Linked DNA regions of Homo sapiens: region 1 is linked to region 2. A link is a loop called in an ENCODE intact Hi-C map of the cell type or tissue named here. Cell type or tissue: mammary epithelial cell. All regions are shown on one strand. Links, peaks and the distances in the headings refer to the core of each region. The heading gives the core; the rest is flanking DNA.

Region 1 (5,389 bases), core at 210-5,209, 60 kb before region 2:
AGTATTTAAACATAAAATGTTAATATATCCATATAGTTGTGAATGAGAAAGATTAAGTTCATATGTTTCTCTTTTACAATGTTTTTCTTTAAAAAATAATACACAGTTGGCCCTCCTATATCCATGGGTTTTGCATCTCTGGAGTCAACCAACTGTGGATTGAAAATACTCTGAAAAAAAAAAAAAAACCACAATGGATGGTTGTGTCTTTATTGAACATGTATAGGCTTGTTTCTTGTCATTATCCCCTGAAAAATACAGTCTAACAATTATTTATATAGAATTTACATTGTATTAGGAATTATAAGTAATCTAGAAATGATTTAAGATACACAGGAGGATGTAAGTAGGTTATATGCAAATACTATACCATTTTATATAAGGGACTTGAGCATCCATGGATTTTTGTCCTTTGGGGATCCTGCAACCAATCACCCAGGGATACTGAGAGATGACTATATTTAGCCTCAGCTATGCTAGGAAAACACTTTATACCTCCCCCTTCCTCTAAGTCAGAGAACTGTATTATCTTACTGTATCTAGGAGTCAGACAATTGTATCCCATAGGTGAAATTGGATTATGTAAACGTGAGTTGCCAAGGTTGTCCTGGATAAAATGTCCATTAGGAAAATGTTAAATGATTCTACTGGTAATTGTGTTTGAAGAAATGTAAGTAAGGGTGAATGGTGTTATCATTTCAAGAAAGAGAAAATCATGTATTTTGGAGTAGTATTTGTGAGTAGATAATTCATAGTTAATGATATTGAGAAGTTCCCAAGGCTGTGCTGGGAGAGTCAAGGGGTCTGTTTGGACAGAAAACATGGTTTCTGTCTTGTGTCTCTGCTTTGCCCCTTACCCATTGGCTTTGAACCGAGTCCAGTCCACGTTTGCCTTTAACCACGGATCAGTGGCACAAAAACAGCATAGAAATTATGTTATTACTTGAGCTTCAAGATAAGTCTACCTGCTGTAGAAGAAAAACTCAAAAGCAGGAATTTTTAAAGGAATCTTTCATACAATTGGTAATTTTGATGCCATTAATTTCATGTTTTAGTATCTCTCTCTCTCTCATTCTTTCTCTCTTTCCTTTCTCTCAATAAAGTGACATAATGGCTTTCATTTGTGCCTCCACTCAGAAAATGTGTCCCTATTGCTTGTGCAGGCCAGTTAGTTGGATTACCTCATAGATGACAAATAGGAGGTGAGATAGGATTGGGGTCAGTATTCATTCTCTTCATTTTGTCATGGTCCTTTATGCTTTGGCATTTCAAATTGATCACCAAAAGTAGCGAAAGGCAGCTGCTGTTTGATTCTTTGCTTGGTGAGAGTAGTAATACCCTTGTTTACTCTACTGGTAGAATTGCCTTGATAAGTATAACTTGGATGTACAAAGTCTAGTATTTATACAGAAATTGATCAACTGAAAATTCAATTTCTCTCTTGGAGAACTCACTCTTTAAAGATACTGCAGAGGCTGGGTACAGTGGCTCACACCTGTAATCTTGATACTTTGGAAGACCAAGGTGGGAGGATCGCTTGAGGCCAGGAGTTCAAGGCTGCAGTGAGCTGTGATTGTGCCACTGCATTCCAGGCTGAGCCATAGAGCGACACTTGACTCAAAAAAGAAAAAAAAAGGATGTTGCAGAATAGAATGCATACATAGCCATTTATCTGAAATTAAATTTGGTTTATATATTTTCAATATCCACCTCTGTAAAATAAACCTATCTTTAGACGTTTACTGGTATTTTTGGCAAGAAGTGATTCATATTGCCTCCCATTATTTTAGTATATGATTACTAGATTTCACTTAATTGGTTAGAATTTAATAAATTATCATTGTAATAAATTTGTAAAATGTAAACATAAATACATATACTGTTTGTAAATCTTTACATTATTAAGAGTATTACATTTTACTATAATTATTGTATGCTTTTGAGAAATTGCAAATTGTTCTTAACCTGAATTTTGCTGATCTCAGTTCATGGAACCACGTGACTCTTAAGGGTCAATAGGATTTTAGTGTTTATTTTCTAGCCCTGTGATCCTCAGTAAATTATTAAAGCCCTTTGTGCATTTTTCCTCATCTGTAAAATGGAGCTAAAAATGAGTACCTATATTATAGGAATTTTGAAAGGATTAAATCAGTTGGTAATAAAGGATCATCATTAAAGATAAAATGCTTAGATAAGAGCCTAGAAAGAGTAAGCATTCAATAGACTTTAGCTGTTATAATAGTTATTATTAATTTTTCTATTATGTAGAGATTGAAAACATTCTGTACATACACTTGATGCATTGTTATAGCAAATAAATACTATTTAATTTAAATTTAAGATCTGTTTTCCATGCCCACATATTAGCAGGGGACTAATTAATTGAATTAATGCAGAGGATGTTTATTGAATTTGTGCCATGGAATGTATTAGGCACTTTGGAGAGTACAAGATTGTTTCCCTCAAGAAACTTACTTTAAATGCTTAATGTAAGATAGTAGGAGAGATGGCATCTGAGTAAGTAGCTAAAATATGCCTAGCTGTGATACAGCAAATTGGTTTATTTGGGCTCAAGGAATCTTAACCCTTTGTACCAAATTGTACAACGAGCACATGTTTTTTGTTCTTGAACAGGTTTCTGCATGTTTGTACTGAGTTTGGTGAAGAAACATTATCGTCTGCAGTTTTATATGGTGTGTATTAACTATTATTCCTTAGTCATTATCTGTGATAAAAACCCTTAACTTTTTTTTTTCTGTAGTGAGAAGATACAGTCGAATCTGCTAGCTGTTGTTTTGCATGAATGTGAGGGATACTTGGATTTCAGATGACCATTAGATATAAACTATTAAAGTTGAGAAGTTTGTGAGGATTTTAAAATTTTAACTGTTTTCAAAGTTTACTAAAAACTTTTTCTTTGAATATTTTCAAATGGTGTAAAATTAAAGTTTTTGGGTTCCTTAAATTTGTAGAAATTTGAAGAATTTTCTTAGTCTCCTGGACAGTTACTATGTCTGAGAAACATCTACCATATTGTTCTATGAAAGTAACTATGTTTACTTGCACTTGGCGTGCGCATAAAGCAGCAGAGCATGTATTATCTTGGTGGTTATGGTTAGTCATAGAATTGTGTAATTCTTTTTGGCATAAGATATTTTGTTCAATGTACCAAAGCCTGTCTTAAGAAATGTATCACTTTACATATGAACTTTTTTTATTTTCTTAAACTGTAGCTAGTACAACTGTACAATGCAATGTAGTATTCAGATCTGTAAATTCATGTGATAGTGAGGCTTATTTTGGACTTGGAATATATTTTCTGTTCTTTATGCTTAGCTTTTCTCCATTAAGACATTCTGCTGAACATAATTGCTGGGAAATTGTTGTGTTTCTTGTATTTCTAATTTAAGGGAATCTGAGCATGAAGAGTAAAATTCTTAGTGAATTTTATATAGAAACAAGACAAGTAAAAATAGTAGAATATCCAGTGAAAATGTAAATGGCATCTATTGGAAAAAATTTAATTAATGCATTTTTAAGCAATCAGAGTAAAAGAGAATTGGATCTTTCAAGCAGATAAAAATAGAATAAAATAGAGCAACCAATATAATATGGTTGCTTAAATGGGAAACAGGTTTATTAAGAATAAATCAAAAGGCCAAGCGCCGATGGCTCATGCCTGTAATCGCAACACTTTGGGAGGCCAAGGCAGGCGGATACCTTGAGCCCAGGAGTTTGAGACCAGTCTGGGCAACCTGGCAATACCCCATTTCTACAAAGAATATGAAAATTAACCGGGCGTGGTGGCACACACCTGTAGTCCCAGCTACTGGGGAGGCTGAGGCAGGAGGATCACTTGAACCTGGGAGGTCAAGGCTGCAGTGAGCTGTGATCACACCACTGCACTCCAGCCTGGGTGACAGAGTGAGACCCTATCTCAAGGGTGGGGGTCCAGGGAGAATAAATCAAAATCTTAAGAATTTTTAAAAGTAATTTTATGAATTTCAATCAAAATCATAAGACTCGTACATGGAAACCATATTGATTATATTAAAAGTGGCCATCTCTCAGGCTAGATAGAATTGGCAAAACACAAAGGTCTTTAAAAATTTGAAATTGAATACTGTCATTGAACAGACCTGTCACGATCACCCTTCAAGTATGAAAGATAGAGTTTAAGGGCAATTGAACCCTGCTGGTTTGAATCATTTGAAGTTGGAAATAACTCTTTATGGGAAAAAGTTACCGTAATAAACTCTGAAAGAAAAGGAATTTTTTAGCATTTTGTTAATAACTGCAGAATGCAGCCAGAGTAAAATGTTCCCCTTTAAATGTTGTTAAACCAGCAACAGAAATCTCTCATCATCACTTAAATCTAATGATTCAAGATAATGGTTTATTTTTTATATGTTTTAAAAGTTAGTACTATATAATTAGAATTCTATTTATATATAAATTAAGGTTACTTTGTTAAATGTTTTCATTATTTTAAGGTTCCAGTAGGCAACAAAACAAACATAATTTACTAACAGTGTTTTTATTTTATATGACTCTAACTTGTACATTTTGACCAAAAGTCATGGTAGAAATTTGGGTTTCAAATCGCTGTTGCTTCTTCAGCTGCACTGATCAGTTGTGTTCACTAATTTTTGTATTGTTGGGCTATTAACAGTTCGCATGGACTCATGTCACTTTACTGATAACTGTCACTCAGTCACACCTTGTCATCCAAAATCTGTTTGAAGGCATGATATGGTAAGGCAACAGAATTATGCTGCTTTATAAGTATGTCATAGCACTTTTATAGTTCTTTAACGTTGGATAGTGTCTTACAGATTTCTACTAAAATGTACTGTTTGTTGTTCTTATATTCCATTAAACTATCTTACTGAGTTTTGCTTACTCTTTGACAACTAAAGACAAAATGCTTCATTAACAACTGGATACCATTCTTATTCAAGTTCCAAATATAGGAAGTTCCCATAAAAGACCCAAAAAATTAATTACATTTTCAGGTGTTAATAAATCCTAGTGTAACTTTTCACAAAAGACAGACTTTAAATATAATATTTATTAAGATATTATTTACATAGAATGCAAAAAAATATAAAACTTTGCCTACTAGTAACTACTGTGAAGAAATGCATGTTTTTCTAGGTGAAAGTTGGGTAGGTTTTCTACTTTGCTCCTGTGTAGGAGTGGGTTTCCAGATTGTAGAAGTTAATTGCTCTATGGCAGTGGCTTGCATATTCAGAAAGCATTTTTGTTAGGTAAAAATTATAAAACTTATTACTTAAAAATTAGTTGGAATGGAGAAAAAGCTTAAGATTAAAAAAAAATCTGACTGTATTTTTCCCCCACTCATTTAAAACTCATTAATTAAAATCTT
Region 2 (5,389 bases), core at 89-5,088:
ATGGCAATGTGTGAAAATAAGTAAATATTCTGAAGAAAAAGATTTAGATTACTGTTAGTAGTTCCTAAGTACTTAGAATGGGCCATCTGCCCTGGCAGAAAAATATATCCGCTTAATAATGAGTTGGCTTCATCTGCCGCCTTCCACACTAGAATGTAAGAGGTTGCCTCCTATTGTACATTTGGGGAAAGCCTTGGGTGTAAATCAGTGTAAACTTGGAGGAGAGATTTTGCTATCATGTAGAGTAGGTATTTTTTACAGATTGAAGGTTGATAAATTTTTTAATACTTTTGAGAGAGAAAACTATCTGTGTATACACATGAAGTATATATATGTGTGTGTGTGCATAATATAAAAAAAGAGTTGGCTTAAAATTTTGGTCATATAGACATCTTTATTGCATGCTTAGCAAACCCCAGGAAACTATTTTAAGCAGGAAGTCCTTTTTCCTGGCACATTACTTTCAAAGTGCATTTTCTAAATGGAAAATATTTTTAAGCATAATTTGAATCAGCAAAATGTACTATTAACCTTGTAATCTGTTCACTTCAAGACTTTCTCCCTCTTTATATGGCTTGCCTCAGGACCCAGCAACTCTGTGAAGTTTCTGGCCTATACAGATGATTCAGTTTTATACTGAACAGGGGTTCAATTTTTTTCTATAGGTATTTATGACACCACTGTTTGAGTTTGGCTTTATAATAGCTTTGAAGTCAGACAGAACTTAATTTAAATTATAGCTTTACTGCTACATGTGACTTTAGACTTGTGTCTTGACCACTCTAACCTGTGTCTTTTTCAGGGGTAAAATGGGGCTAATAACTACCTTGTAGAATTGTGTCGACTAGAGTTTTGTATTTGTAGAATACTCAACACAGTCCCCTGAAATAGAGGTGCTCAATAATTGATAAGTGGTATTGTTACATTATTTTTCAAATTTATATCATTAAAAATACTTAGATATATGCTCCTTATTTAAAAAATACCTTATGGTAAGTTCTCTCACAGATCAAATATTAAGAAATGGCTTAATTATAAAAGGACTCTTGCTTTAAGTAAAAATTAATAATAGAATCATGTATGTAATAGACAATCAGAAATACTCGTTAATTAAATCATCAAGGGCTCTACTGAATATATTCATGAGTTTGGCATATCCTTAAGTATATGACAAATGAGAAAAGAGAGAAACAAAAAATAAAGAATTTAGTGGCAGATAAATGGAAATCACCCTGGAAGGAAATTAATATGAGTCAATAGCAAACATAATTCAGTTTGCAAAAATTCAATTTAGACTTTTGCATTTATATTACTTAAATACACTGAAATATATGTTACCTAAAGATAACTTTCTTCAGATTTTAACAAAGGGACCGGCTTAGATCATTGTTAGAAACAACCTATTCTGATTTCCTTTTTTTTTCAAAAAAGTATTTCTAGCAACAGAACGTCACTTTGGTTTTGTCCATTAGATCTGAAGTACCTCAGAATTAAGGAAGCTTTTTACTTCCTACAGGGTGTAGGCACAGGAGATGGACTATGTCCTTCTTGGCATTTTCTATGTTCTCTCTTACCTGTTTGAGGGTGACGGTCTTGGCCTTTTCTTTGGAGGTGCCCATCTCCCACACACACACAACCGTGCTTGTTCCACCCGTGATGACCAGCTTGGGGTTGGGGCAGATTGCACAGAGAATCTGGCCCCACTCAGACAAGCATTCATAAACAGTCATGGCCTATAAAGTAAAACGGATGTGAGACACACATGCCGTTAAGTACTATACAAACTTCTGAAACTCAAGGAGCAGAATTGAGTGAAGGTGCAGGCACCTCACCAGCAAATAGCGGCTCATGTTCTGAGCTAGCTTTAGTTCAGAAGCATATCCACTGAATCTCTACCCTGAACTACCCCTACCGCCTCCAAACTATTGTTGCTGCTGAAAGCCATAACCAAAAAGGACTTTGCTCATAATGGGGGTCTCTGGTTTCTCCAGATTGGGAAAGTGATGCTCAAATTGTGTGATCTATGGAAGGTGCAGGGGACAATGTGGCAAAAGGATGCATTTGCTGTAGACAGAATGTGAAAAGAGAGCACGACTGCTGCTAAGGAGAACATCAACAAAATGGAATCGTGTTACAAAGCAACATAACAGACTATGCAGATTCTTTTCGTCTTGCATTTGGGAAGGGACTGTTGGAGGGCAAACACAGGGCACTAAAGGATCACTATGGATTGTCTCTCCAAGAGGTACTTATGGGACCCAAAACAGTTGCTGTTGCTTCTTGTGGGATGGAGCAACAGGTTTTCTGCCAGCTTGTTTGGAGCACTAAAATGAAAAGTGGGGCAGATGGTGACTCATCAAAAGGAGGCTATTCTGGTTGACAGAAATGCTGAGCTCCTTGCTGGCTAGGATCTCTCGGAGGAATTCTTTGAGTGAGAAGGAAACTGCTAGCCCCTGTTACACAACTTTGCAAAAGAGGCTTGTTCTGCAGGGAACATGACATCTCTATGAGCTCCTTTATCCTGCTCTCATTCAGTGAAGCTCTCCTTTCCCCAAATAGGAAAGCTCACTTTTCTTTTGGGCTTTGGAGGAACAGCTGACAAGCCCTTGGACTGGGTTCTCCCCAACCCTATTAGTCATATAGGATAGCCAGACCACAAAAGAGCAATATTAAATGAGTAGGCAGGAAATAATGCAAACCTTGTCTGACTCATAGGTTCCCAGTCTGCAACTGAGGTCTGCATAGCCCCAAGCAAAAGTTTTATTCCAGGTTGGTGGGATAAGAACCTTATTCTGTTCCACCGCAAGAATACCTTTATCTGTACATACGATTTGTCCTACAGGTTCTTTGAGTTCTAGAAAAAAGAAATCATGGTATTAGGACAGGAACAGGAAAAACTAATGTCATTATCTCATAGAGCATGATAATTTCAAATATTCATATAAATCAAGCATCCTGATACCTACGTTGAGAAAAAATGATCTCTGAAATAGAGCTGGGCTTTTGAATCTCCTACAAGACCTGCTGGGTGGAATGTTCAACCTAACAGGGCCTCTGCAGGACTTTCCTCCAGCTTTCCTATTTCTGGGCACTCTCTGGTTTGGGTACTACCATTCAGGTTTGCCTCCCTAGGGTTGTACAGAGTAATCTGGGATGCTCCCCAGAATGTCATAGGGACACAGATTATCAACAAACCTATGTCTTTAGTACCTCCCAAGTTATAGCCAGACCTTAGACTTCCTCAAGGAAGGTCATGTCATTCCCCAGAGGAACGGACTCCTTGCTCCACACCAGCACTCTGATGACCATATTACTACTCCAGAAGAATCGCCAACAGTGACTGACGCTGGCACAGAGCAGAGTCTGTGTAATGAGGACAAATGGCATAGAATGGCACACAAGTTAACCAGATTTTGTTCCAATTCTTGGATATTTTTAAGCGACAACTTCAAGATTTTGCAGAACTTTTTTTTTTTCATTCTAAGGGGAAAAAACCTACTTGAAAAAATATTTTTAGATATCCCATTATACCATTAGATAAAACACAGATGTCTTTTCATTGGCATACTAAAAATGTGTTCTTTTACTAATATATCGGATAGGCAGAATATATTTAAATGAGAATGAAATTATGAAGACAAATTTTTTTTATCTATAAAGTTGAATTTACAAGGTTTTGGTATTTTAGAGCTTTGATTATCTTAAAGAGGAGAGAGAAGACTGTTTGGTTCTTTCTGATATGAAGTCCAACAAGCCAAAAAAAGAAAACAGAGAAAAAAAAGCAAAAAGAGAAAATATAAATACTAGTAGGTATTTAGTAATCTAACACAAAATGTATGGCACTTATTAAACAAATTATGCTATCGTCAAAAAGCAAATTTGTTATTGTTAAACTGGGATTATTAACAATCCCATTAAATCATTAATCAAAAGTTTATTTCTCATTATTTTACCTTTTACAGGTGTTAGAGAAGGCCTCAAGTTGTCTAGATGATGAAAAAAGATCTTGTCACTTGTAGATCCTGGTAGGACAGAGATTCCTGCATTGTCTCCATTGAGTCGACTTCTCACTCGCTTTGGTGGATGAGGTTTTTTAAATAACTGGTATGAAAGAAGATGACTCACTTTATAATGAAAGATAACACTTATAAGCCCTTTTATATGCCAGGCATTGTGTTCTTATTTCAATTAAGGTTCACAAGAACTATTAGGTACTATATTATCCTCATTTTACACCCGAGGAAAGAGATTCAAAGACGCTATGAAGGTGGCCAGAGAACTCACACCTGAATAAGCAGGGACAGGACTATGATACTAAAGCATGGGCTATTGTCTTGTTCTATGCTAAGCTGAATTCACAATAACTTTCTCAAAGAAAGTCAATCTACAGTTGATTGACAATTATTTTCCAATGATATTCAAAAGTTAACTCTCAGTAGCCTAATACCATTCTGTGCCATTGAAGGCAGGCAGACACTCTATCTAGTTGGATTATTTCTGGTTTCAATGTGGCCTTTATGTGATTTAGAAATATCATTTTGGTGTCCTAAAAAGGTGCTACTGATTTGCTGAAAGTGTGAATATTATCATCTTCTTTGTGCTTTGCTATGTTGTAAAGGGAAAAAAGAAAACAAAAATGTGCTACATCGTCATTCTGTATTTCTACAGGATTAAAAATATTAATGGCTGGGTGAGGTGGCTCATGCCTGTAATCCCAGCACTTTGGGAGACTGAGGCAGGCGGATCATGAGGTCAGGAGTTCGAGACCAGCCTGGGCAATATGGCGAAACCCGTCTCTACTAAAAATACAAAAATTAGCTGGGCGTGGTGGTACACGCCTGTAGTTCCAGCTACTTGGGAGGGTGAGGCAGGAGAATCGCTTGAACCCAGGAGGTGGAGGTTGCAGTGAGCCGAGATTGCGCCACTGCACTCCAGCCTGGGGCAACAAAGCGAGACTCCGTCTCAAAAAAAAAAAAAAAAAAGTACATTTAAGATTACTATTTTTCAATTATTGTAAATCTTTGAGACAGGCATAGAGTAGTTTCTGTTGGAAAACTAGTATTTGAGGAGGAGATCTGAAAAACTTTAAATGAAATGAGATTTAAGATAAATACGACACCATCACACTTTGTAAATTAGATATTTGGGGTTTCCAAGGGAAAAAAACAGAAAAAATTCTTTGTGCAGAGGAAGATACACATTCCAGACTCTCAAATCTTTAAATGTTTTATTCCTATTTTATCTACATAAAGGACTATAAGATCAGGCTTCTATAAAGATACATAGTTTTAAAGCACTTTCATGAATGTGCATTTACTGAAGCACTTTTACGTGAGGACCTAAGGAGAGAGCACTGCGCCAGGCTGCGGGTATATAATGATGTATGGAG

The links. Peaks named below come from ENCODE experiments on the same cell type or tissue, not always from the same donor. Only the 100,000 strongest peaks of a DNase experiment are listed, where the experiment ranks them.
Region 1: a loop joins it to region 2, with 2.9 times the contacts of the local background. A loop is called at or near these places in 3 of 110 quality-filtered maps.

The regions. Positions count from the first base shown.
Region 1 is chr4:84,629,185-84,634,573 of GRCh38, forward strand. It overlaps CDS1 (CDP-diacylglycerol synthase 1), which reads left to right. Exons shown (of 13, transcript NM_001263.4): 6 at 2,635-2,693; 7 at 4,673-4,755. Among named protein-coding and RNA genes, the nearest start is that of CDS1, 49 kb to the left of the region's middle. In mammary epithelial cell, for the core only: no CTCF peak of the experiment used is centred there; DNase peaks (open chromatin) are centred at 2,627 and 3,107; H3K27ac peaks cover 1,594 bases.
Region 2 is chr4:84,688,932-84,694,320 of GRCh38, forward strand. It overlaps WDFY3 (WD repeat and FYVE domain containing 3), which reads right to left. Exons shown (of 68, transcript NM_014991.6): 59 at 3,954-4,101; 60 at 2,700-2,854; 61 at 1,575-1,733. Among named protein-coding and RNA genes, the nearest start is that of WDFY3-AS1, 110 kb to the right of the region's middle. RefSeq lists an enhancer at 2,157-3,356. In mammary epithelial cell, for the core only: no CTCF peak of the experiment used is centred there; a DNase peak (open chromatin) is centred at 2,490; H3K27ac peaks cover 1,255 bases.